Regions from separate parts of the Homo sapiens genome. Here region 1 is linked to region 2. Evidence: read pairs that join two places in POLR2A ChIA-PET (ENCODE). Cell type or tissue: B cell. All regions are shown on one strand. Links, peaks and the distances in the headings refer to the core of each region. The heading gives the core; the rest is flanking DNA.

Region 1 (4,277 bases), core at 45-4,044, 71 kb before region 2:
AGAAAGGAGTTGAGAACAGTGGTGGTATTGGACAGTGCTTTGCAGTCAGGCAGTTGCGTCCGAAGTACTCTGCTAGTTATTAGCTTGTGTGCCATGTAAGCTATTGATTAAACCTGTCTGAGCCTCAGTTTCCCCATCTGTGAAACTGGAGTCGTAACAGACCCTTCTATTTAAAGTGGTTTTGAGGCTTCAGTGATGCCCGGCCCATGCTTAGCCAAGTGTGGTGGACAGAACAGTGGTGCTCAAAAGATGTTCATGTCCTCATCCCCAGAACCTGGAAATATTTTAATGGCCAAAGGAGCTCTGTGGGTTTGATTAAATTAAGGATCTTGAGATGGGGAGAGTGCCCTGGATTATCTGGTGGGCCTCACGTAACCCCCAGAGGCCTTATAAGGGAAAGAGGGAGGCAAGAGAGCTGGAACCAGAGCTGTGAAGATGCAAGCAGAGCCTGGAGTGATGCCAGCGCTTTCAGCAGCTTTGAAGACGAGGAAGGGACTGTGAGCCAAGGAAGGCAGGTGGCCTCGAGAAGCCGAAGATGCAAGGAGACACGTTCTCCTCTAGTGCTCCCGGAAGGAAGGAATGCAGCCCTGCCGCATCTAGATTTTAGCCCTGTAAGGCCGAGTTTCAGACTTTTGACCTCCAGATCTGTAAGATATTAAATTTGTGTGTTTTTTTTTTGTTTTTTTGAGACGGAGTTTCGCTCTTCTTGCCCAGGCTGGAGTGCAGTGGTGTGATCTCGGCTCACTGCAACCTCCGCCCCCCCGGTTTAAGCAATTCTCCTGCCTCAGCCTCCTGAGTAGCTGGGATTACAGGCATGCGCCACCACGCCTGGCTAATTTTGTATTTTTAGTAGAGACGGAGTTTCTGCATTTTGGTCAGGCTGGTCTCGAACTCCCTACCTCAGGTGATCCGCCTGCCTCAGTCTCCCAAAGTTCTGGGATTACAGGCGTGAGCCACTGCGCCTGGCCAAATTTGTGTTTTTAGCCACAAAGTTTGTGCTAATTTGTACAACAGTAACAGGAAACTCATACACCAAGCACCTGGCACATGGTGAGAATCCGAAAATGTTAGCCATGATGATCCTCTTGTGACAGATGGGACACCCAGGCAAGCAGCAGAGAAGGGGCTCAACAGGGCCACTTGGTAAGGGAGGACAGAGCCAGAGTTACTGCTTAATAACTCTTGAGTAGTAACTTCTGCAAACGGTTGCTGGGCGCCTGTTCTGCGTCTGTCTGTACATCCATTGGGAATGCAGTAGAGGCCTGCTGTGTTAATGATATTCGCAGCTGACATTTATGTAGTGTTTGCTCGGTGCCAGGCAGTATTCCAGGCACTTGGTATGTTATTTCTCATTCTTGGTATGGATTTGAATGTTCTCAACAACTTTATGAGATAGACGTTGTTATTGTCCCCATTTCATAGGTTCGAAAACTGAGGCACAAGGGGTGAAATGAAACCATTTGCTCCAGGATCACACAGCAGGAAATCAGCAGAGCTGGGAAGGACCAGACACTGTTCTTGGCCTTGGGGACACAGTAGGGAACAACTCAGACGATACTGTCCTTGCTCTTGTGGAGCTTAAAAGTCTGGCGGGAGAGACAGATGCTAGACAAATACAAACAAAAAAGATGTAACTGTGTAACACCAGGCAGTAATCATGAAGAAAAGTAAAGTCGGGTAGGGAGATAGAGAGTGGCACCAGGTAGGGGGCGAGGTAGGTTACTTATGGTCTGAAGTGACATCTGAGTGGGCACCTGAAGCACAGAAGGCAAACTTTTACCCAGCTATGGATATGTTTGAGGGAAGAGTGGTCTAGGCAGGGGGATTGGCAGGTGCAGAGGCCCTGAGGTGGGAAGGAGCCAGACTGTTCTTGGCACAGAAGGGAGGCCGTTGTGGCTGGTGGAAAGTCACCAAGCCTGGCCTGGGGAGCAGTCAGACTGGGACTTCTTGTTATTGTTGTTTTTGTTGTTGTTGTTGTTTTTGAGACAGAGTCTCACTCCATCGCCCAAGCTGGAGTGCAGTGGCACAATCTCGGCTCACTGCAACCTCTGCCTCCCGGGTTCAAGTGATTCTCCTGCCTCAGCCTCCCCAGTATCTGGGATTACAGGCGCTCACCACCATGCCCGGCTAATTTTAATTTTCATATTTTTAGTAGAGACAGGGTTTCACCATGTTGGCCAGGCTAGTCTCAAACTCCTGACCTCAAGCGATTCACCTGTCTCAGCCTCCCAAAGTGCTGGTATTACGGGTGTGAGCCACCACACCTGGCCCAGACTGGGACATCTCATGAGCCCAGGCAGCACTGTACACTGCCCAGGGCCCAGGGCTGGGAATGGCGGTGGAGGCAGGGGAGTCAGCAGGAGGTCTGCCGGCCTCAGCCTTAGGCAGGCCCTTCCTCCAGCACCATCTTCCTCCTCTAGCACGTCAGTGGTGTGATGGAGGAGCACGCGTGGACTGTTGCCAGCCTGCCTGGGTTCCGGTCCGGCTTTGCCACCCACCAGCTGTGAAGTTACATAACCACTTCCTGCCTCCGTTTGCTCATGTGTAAGATGGAGATAATTATAGCAACTGCCTGGCAGAGCCATTGCAGGAGAGTAGATACATGTATTATTAGCAGGAGTCTGGCACACCAGGAGCGCTCAGTGCACTCGGATGTTGGCCGCAGTTGTGGTTATAGTTGTTAATTCTGTGTCATCTCAACTTCCTTCAGAGGGAGGGTAAGTTTTTTTTTGAAGACAAGGTCTCATCACTCTGTCGCCCAGAGTACAGTGATGCGAACATGACTCACTGCAGCCTTGACCTCCCCAGGCTCACGCGATCCTCCTTCCTCAGCCTCCTGAGTAGCTGGGACCACAGGTATGTGCCACCATGCCTTGCTAATTTTTGTAATTTTTGTAGAGACAAGGTCTGGCTATGTTGCCCAGGCTGGTCTTGAACTCCCAGCCTCAAGTGATCCTCCCACCCCAGCCTCCCAAAGTGCTGGTTATAGAGACGTGAGCCACTGCGCCTGGCCAAGGAGGGAGGGTTGTTAATGACCATCTTCCCTTTTTGCATGTGAGGAAACTGCCTCACAGAGACGTTGAATACGTCACCCAAGGTTGTGCAGGTTGGAAATGGCATTGCTGTATTTGAGCCCAGGCCTACCTCACCCCAAGTCCAGGCTCCCTCCTTCCATACAGTGGTGTTCCTGTTGATAGCAGTGTGCAGGTGATGTCTAGATGATCTGACAGGGAGGCAACAGAGCAGATTGGAGCATCTGTCATCACCAGGGGTGGGAGAGGGCAGTGTAGGGTGGACTAGGTACCTTGGTTTTTTTTTTTTTTTTTTTTGTGACAGAGTCTCGCTCTGTCACCCAGGCTGGAGTGCAGTGGCATGATCTCTGCTTACTGAAACCTCTGCCTCCTAGGTTCAAGAGATTCTTGTGCCTCAGCCTCTTGAAGAGCTGGGACTACAGGCATGTGTCACCATGCCCGGCTATATTTTATATTTTTAGTAGAGAAGGGGTTTTGCCATGTTGGCCAGGCTGGCCTCAAGTGGTCCACTGCCTTGGCCTCGCAGAGTGCTGGATTTACAGGCTTGAGCCACTGCACCTGGCCCAGGTACCTTTGAGAGTTGTAATAATGCGTCATTCTAGGATCCTAATAAAAGAGCCCCAAACTGGAAGGCAGGACACTTGCCTCAACCTAACTGCCTCCCGTGCCCGCATGGCCCGCACGGCTTTCTGCATCTTCATCTGTCAGACAGGAATGGCAGATCCTTTGAGATGAGCCCTCCTATAGGTAGCTCTTTTCTTCTTTCAACAAATAGTTGTCTAGCACTGACTAATAATACCTCCTGACTGACAGCAGATAATTGCCTACTCTTCGCCATGCCCTGTGGCCATTATTTATGTGCATGATCCTAGATATGGTGGTCATTCCCATTTTACAGATGAGAAAACTGAGGCTCCAAAAGGTTAACTGGTATGGTCATACAGCTAGTGTGCAGCACAGCTGGGATTCAAACCCAGGAACCAGCGGTGAGCAAGATCGGACAAAGCCCCTGCCCTCAGGGAGGTTTCCTGGAGTCCTCTGCGATTGTGGGTGAGGGGTGACATGTGCTGTTTGTCTGCATGATGATTTGAATAAAGTTATAACTCTGGCAAGTGCTTATCAAGGAGAGCTCTATGGCAGTGTGTGATAAGCTGACCTGGTGGAGTCTGGAGAGGTCAGGGAAGCAGGTATGTGTGAGGTGGGCGCGTATGCATTCATTCAGTGACTATTTTGTGAGTTTCTGCT
Region 2 (6,293 bases), core at 108-4,107:
AACTGGGGTCTCCAGAACTTCCACTCTGATTTTCTGTATGGGGCCGGTGGGGGATAGGGAAGGTTGGCCAAGGGTTATTCCTATGACTCCAGCTTTATTATTGTTATTTTTTTTCTGTGTAACACCCACCCCTGCCCTGGCGAAATGGGAACATGTGCACCCAGGAGTAGATTTTAAAAGCAACCAAACAGCATATTTTAATAAGGTCTCCCCTTCTCAGAAGTAACGCAGCTACTTGTGTTTTGAGAATCCTTCTAGACTTCCTTAAAACTGCGGGGGTGGTGGGGGGGCAGCTCATTTATAGTTAAAACAGGCGCCCAGCATGGTGGCTCATGCCTGTAATCCCAGCACTTTGGGAGGCCAAGGCAAGCGGATGACCTGAGGTCAGGAGTTCGAGACCAGCCTGGCCAATATGGTGAAACCCCATCTCTACTAAAAATACAAAAATTAGCCAGGCATGGTGATGCAGGGCTGAGGCACGAGAATTACTTGAACCTGAGAAGGCAGAGGTTGCAGTGAGCCGAGATTATGCCACTGTACTCCAGCCTAGGCGACAGAGTGAGACTTTGTCTCAAAAAACAAACAAAAAAAATCCCTAATCCAAAATGCTCAAAAATCTGAAACTCTTTGAGTGCCTACATGATACTCCAAGGAAATGCACATTGGAGCAGTTTGGGTTTCAGAGTTTTAGGTTAGGGATGCTCAACCCAAATATTCCAAAATCTGAAAAAAAATCCCAAATCTGAAACCCTTCTGGTCCCAAGTATTTTGGAGAAGGGATATTCAACCTGTCCTTCTGAAAAATGTGTATATTAGCTACTAGTTGGCTTTTCTTTTTAAAAATGATATATTTGGGACATATTTATGGGGTACATATGCTATTACATGCATAGAATGTGTAATAAGTCAGGGTATTGGGGTATCTATCACCTCAAGTATTTATCATTTCTGTGTGTTGAGAACATTTCAAGTCCTCTTCTAGCTTTTTTTTTTTGACAGAGTCTCACTCTGTTGCCCAGGCTAGAGTGCAATGGTGGGATCACAGCTCACTGCAGCCTCAACCTCCCAGGCTCAGGTGATCCTCCTTGAGTAGCTGGGACCACAGGCATGCACCACACACCACCATACACAGCTGATTTTTGAAGTTATTTTTGTAGAGTTGGGGTCTTCCTTTTGCCCAAGCTGGTCTTGAACCCTTAGGCTCAAATGGTCCTCTTGTTTTAGCCTCCCAAATTGCTGGGATTACAGGCATGAGCCACCGCGCATGGGTCCAATTTGTAGAGATAGGGTCTCACTGGCTTTTATTTTATTTATTTATTTATTTATTTATTTATTTATTTATTCTGAGACAGAGTTTCACTCTTATTGCCAGGCTGGAGTGCAATGGTGCGATCTCAACTCACTGCAACCTCCGCCTCCTGGGTTCAAGCGATTCTCCAGCCTCAGCCTCCTGAGTAGCTGGGATTACAGGCATGCGCCACCAAGCCTGGCTAATTTTTGTATTTTTAGTAGAGATGGGGTTTTGCCATGTTGGCCAGGCTGGTCTCGAACTCCTGACCTCAGGTGATCTGCCCACCTTGGCCTCCCAAAGTGCTGGGATTACAGGTGTGAGCCACTGTGCCTGGCCCACTGGTTTTTATTTTTTAACTTAACTCTATCTTGGAGATTGTTTTACATTGATACATTTACAGTTGCCTCATTTTTAATGACTTTACAATAATAATAATAATAACATTAACAATAGCAATAATAATAACAATGGTTTTATTGAGTCATTATAGTGTGCAAGGCATGGTTACAAATGCTTCATGCTGATTGGCTTACTGATTTGTCTTTGCAACAAATCTGTGAGCTAGGTTCTTGTTTCCATGTTATAGGCAAAAACACCAAGAGAGGTTAAGTTGTTTAACCAGCTAGTATGTGGCAGAGCTGGGATTTGAACCCAGGTACTCTGTTTTCAGAACTTAGGTTCTTTTTTCCTTTTTTTTTTTTTTTTTTTGAGATAGGGTCTGGCTCTGTCACCCAGGCCAGAGTGCAGTGACACGATCTGCCTCCCAGGCTCAAGCCATCCTGCAGTTTAAGCAATACTGTTAAGAATACCAGTGTGTGGGCTGGGCTTGGTGGCTCATGCCTGTAACCCCAGCATTTTGGGAGGCTGAGGCAGATGGATCACCTGAGGTCAGGAGTTCCAGACCTGGGCGACAGAGTGAGACTTTGTCTTAAAAATAAATAAATAATAACAGTGTGCGTCAGCTCATGCCTGTAATCCAGCACTTTGAGAGGCCGAGGTGGGTGGATCCCTTGAGGACAGGAGTTCAAGACCAGCCTGGCCAACTTGGTGAAACCCCATCTCTACTAAAAATACAAAAAATTGGCTGGGCGCGGTGGCTCACACCTGTAATCCCAGCACTTTGGGAGGCGGAGACAGGCGGAGCACGAGGTCAGGAGTTCGAGACCAGCCTGGCCAACATGGTGAAACCCCGTCTCTACTAAAAATACAAAAATTAGCCGGGTGTGGTGCATGCCTGTAGTCACAGCTACTTGGGAGGCTGAGACAGAAGAATCGCTTGAACCCGGAAGGCGGAGGTTGCAGTGAGCCGAGATCATGCCACTGCTCTCCAGCCTGGGTGACAGAGCGAGACTCTGTCTCAAAAAAAAAAAAAACAAAAAAAAAAAAACGGCCAGGTGCAGTGGCTCACGCTGGTAATCCTAGCACTTTGGGAGGCAGAGGCAGGCAGGTCATAAGGTCAGGAGATCGAGACCAGCCTGGCTAACATGGTGAAACCCTGTCTCTACTAAAAATACAACAAATTAGCCTAGTCCCAGCTACTCAGGAGGCTTTGGCAGGAGAATTGCTTGAACCTGGGAGGCGGAGGTTGCAGTGAGCTGAGATCATGCCACTGCACTCCAGCCTGGGCAACAGAGCGAGACCTTGTCTCAAAAAAAAAAAAAAAATTAGCTGGGTGTGCTGGTGCGTGCCTATAATCCCAGTTACTCGGGAGGCTGAGGCAGGAGAATAGTTTGAACCCAGGAGATGGAGGTTTCGGTGAGCTAAGGTCGCACCACTGCATGACAGCCTGGGCAACAGAGCGAGACTCCATCTTAAAAAAAAAAAATCTTGTTATTTATTAATCAATATTAATAACACTAATTTTAAAGCACTTAATATAGGTCAGGGTCTGTTCTAAACCATTTTATCACTTTGAATCTTATGGAATTGCTAATATTTGGAGGCAAGAAACAGTCGTATACTGGCAATTCCCCTGGCTCAACCTAATATATAAAATTTCATTTTTTCTTGGGAAGAACCCTCACAAGCAGGTTCCGTTATTATTTGGGTGAAGGGTTAGCAGATGTTCTTCTGTATGGGAAATTAACTTTCTGGCTGCTTCCCCTGGAAACCTGATGAAGGTAGGTGTCAGCTGTGTTGCCAGGCAACGTGACTTAGGATAGCAATTACCCTTATTAGTAAATTGCATATATGAAAATATTTGGTGGGACGCCATGTCCAGTCCTATGGAGTTGTCACCTGACTTGTTGGCCCCTGTGCACAGAAGGCCTCTAAGCCCAGGTGCACCCTGTACCCACCAATGTGGATCATTGCTTAGCTCCTGGATCTCACCTGGGGGCCATGCATGCTTCTACATGCATTGCAGGAGGTCACTCATTTAATCCTTGCAACAACCCAGGAAGGGCAGTGAGATGTTACCCACTTTACAGAGAGGACACCTCGCTTGAGAAGAGAAATGACTTGCCTACGTCATGCACCCAGGAAGTGGCAGAGCTGGGATTTGAACCCGAACCGGCCTGTTTCTATGGCCTGCTGATGGCTTATGCAGTTCCTACAACATAAGTGCCCTGCAGACAAAGCTGGGGTCTGACCTGCCCACTTGGTTCCTCAGTGCCAAGTATCTAATATCTCCCAGCTAGGAAGTGCTGGGAATGTGGCTGGAAGGAAGGAAAAAGTCAAGTAAAGCACGGGGATTTGAGCCTCAGTTTCTTCTCTGTGAAGTGGAGCTAACATTTCTCAACTCCCAGAGTTTTTATTTTTTTTAGTTTTCAATTTTTGAGACAGTCTCGCTCTGTCGCCCAGGCTGGAGTGGAGTGTAATGGTGCGATCTTGGCTCACTGCAGCCTCTACCTCCCAGACTCAAGCGATTCTCCTGCCTCAGCCCCCCAAGTAGCTGGGATTACAGACATGCGCCAGGCTAATTTTTGTATTCTTTGTAGACATGGGGTCTCACTATATTGCCCCAGTCTGGTCTCAAATTCCTGAGCTAAAGTGATCTGCCTTCCCTGGACCTCCCAAAGTGCTAGGATTACAGGTGTGAGCCTTCATGCCTGGCCCATTATTTTCTTACCCATGATTCCCCTTAACCCCTAAATATTCCTAAATTTACTACCTAATGTCAAGCCCATTCTCTTACACAACCACAGTTCAATGATCGATTTCAGGAAACTACCACTGAGACAACACTATTAGAATCCACAGACCTTATTTGTATTTTGTCAGTTGTTCCACCAATGTTTTTCCCTCCCTCCCTCCCTTCCTCCTTCCCTTCCTTCCTTCCTTCCTTCCTTTTTCTCTCTCTTGCTCTTTCTTTTTTTTTTTCCTTTTTGGCAGAGTCTTGCTCTGCCGCTCAGGCTGGAGTGCAGTGGTGTGATCTCGGCTCACTGCAACCACTGCCTCCCTGGTTCAAGTGATTCTCCTGCCTCAGACTCCCGAGTAGCTGGAATTACAGGTGCCCACCACCACGCCCAGCTTATTTTTGTATTTTTAGTAGAGACGGGGTTTCACCATGTTGGCCAGGCTGGTCTCGAACTCCTGACCTCAGGTGATCTGCCTGCCTCGGCCTTCCAGAGTGCTGGGATTACAGGCATGAGCCACTGTTCCTGGCCCCACCAGTGTTTTTTCTAGCAAAAAATTCACAAAAAAAAACAAACTTTTTTTTTCTTGGCTCAGGAACACAGGTTGCATTTAGTTGTCATGTTTATTTGCTTTTAAAAAGTTAACATTCTCCTCGTTCAAAATTCACATGGTGTGGGAGGATATTCAGAGAAGACTCTGCGGCTCTTGTTCCCCCTCCTACGCTGTTCACTTCCTGAGGGCCACCAGGGTTACCAATTTCCCATGTGTTCCCCAGAGATATTCTGTGTTGACACAGCTAGTCATGTATGTACTTTCTCCCTCTTTTATGCATACCTAGTTTATTCTATGCTGTTCTGTACTCGCTTAAAAAAAAAAAAAAAAAAACTTTAAGAGATAGATCTCACTGTCGCCCAGGCTGGAGTGCAGTGGCATGATCATGGCTCACTGCAGGGTCAACCTCCTGGGCTCAAGTGATCCTCCCACCTCAGCCTCCTGAGTAGCTGGGACTACAGGTGCACGCTACCACACCTGGCCTTGGTTTTCTCTTGGATATTATGTTCTGTTTTTTTTCTTTTCTTTTTTGGATATTATGTTCTACCTGGATGTAGGATGCATCTTCCTCTTGTTCTACACTGCAGAATTGTCCTTAGAGTCACTTGGGTGCGGTGGCTCACGCCTGTAATCCCAGCACTTTGGGAGGCCGAGGCAGGTGGATCACTTGAAGTCAGGAGTTCGAGACCAGCCTGGCCAATATGGTGAAACCCCATCTCTACTAAAAATACAAAAATTAGCCTGGCGTGGTGGCACATGCCTGTAATCCCAGCTACTCGTGAGGCTGAGGCAGAAGAATCGCTTGAACCCAGGAGGCGGAGGTTGCAATGAGCCGAGATTGTGCTACTGCACTCCAGCCTGGGCAACAGAGTGAGACTCCAACTCAAAAAAAAAAAAAATGGTCTATGGAGTGCATAAGCCATGGTTCATTTACCTTGTCCCCTTCTGATGGGCATTTAGGTGGTCTCCAGGCTTTTGCTAGCACAGATGGCACTGCAGGGAATCACCTTGAACTCAGATCACTTTGCATGTGTATGAGTGTATCCATCCGCTGAATTTCTAGAATTGGAATTGGGGCTCCATGGTTTATGCATTTGTCATTCAGATTTTTTTTAAAAAAGCCAAGTTGCCCTCCATAAAGCTTGTTCCAGTAGAACACCCCCAGTATCATGTGAGGGCATCTGGGTTTCCTACATAGCCACCAGCACGGTGGGTTTTTTGTTTTTTTGTTTTACTTATTTTTTTTGAGACAGGCTGTCACTCTGTCGCCCAGACTGGAGCGCAGTGGCACAATCTCAGCTCCCTGCAACCTTGACCTCCGGGGTTCAAGCGATCCTTCCACGTCAGCCTCCACAGTAGCTGGGACTGCAGG

What was found. Peaks named below come from ENCODE experiments on the same cell type or tissue, not always from the same donor. Only the 100,000 strongest peaks of a DNase experiment are listed, where the experiment ranks them.
Region 1: POLR2A ChIA-PET joins it to region 2 with 6 read pairs; 7 of 35 experiments call an interaction of 5 or more read pairs at or near these places.

The regions. Positions count from the first base shown.
Region 1 is chr19:43,561,198-43,565,474 of GRCh38, reverse strand. The region is part of intron 2 of XRCC1 (X-ray repair cross complementing 1); the gene reads left to right. Among named protein-coding and RNA genes, the nearest start is that of XRCC1, 12 kb to the left of the region's middle. RefSeq lists an enhancer at 1,890-2,390. In B cell, for the core only: no CTCF peak of the experiment used is centred there; DNase peaks (open chromatin) are centred at 1,204, 1,564, 2,534, 3,044 and 2 weaker places; H3K4me3 peaks cover 896 bases; H3K27ac peaks cover 4,000 bases.
Region 2 is chr19:43,488,331-43,494,623 of GRCh38, reverse strand. The region is part of intron 9 of PHLDB3 (pleckstrin homology like domain family B member 3); the gene reads left to right. Among named protein-coding and RNA genes, the nearest start is that of PHLDB3, 13 kb to the left of the region's middle. In B cell, for the core only: no CTCF peak of the experiment used is centred there; no DNase peak of the experiment used is centred there.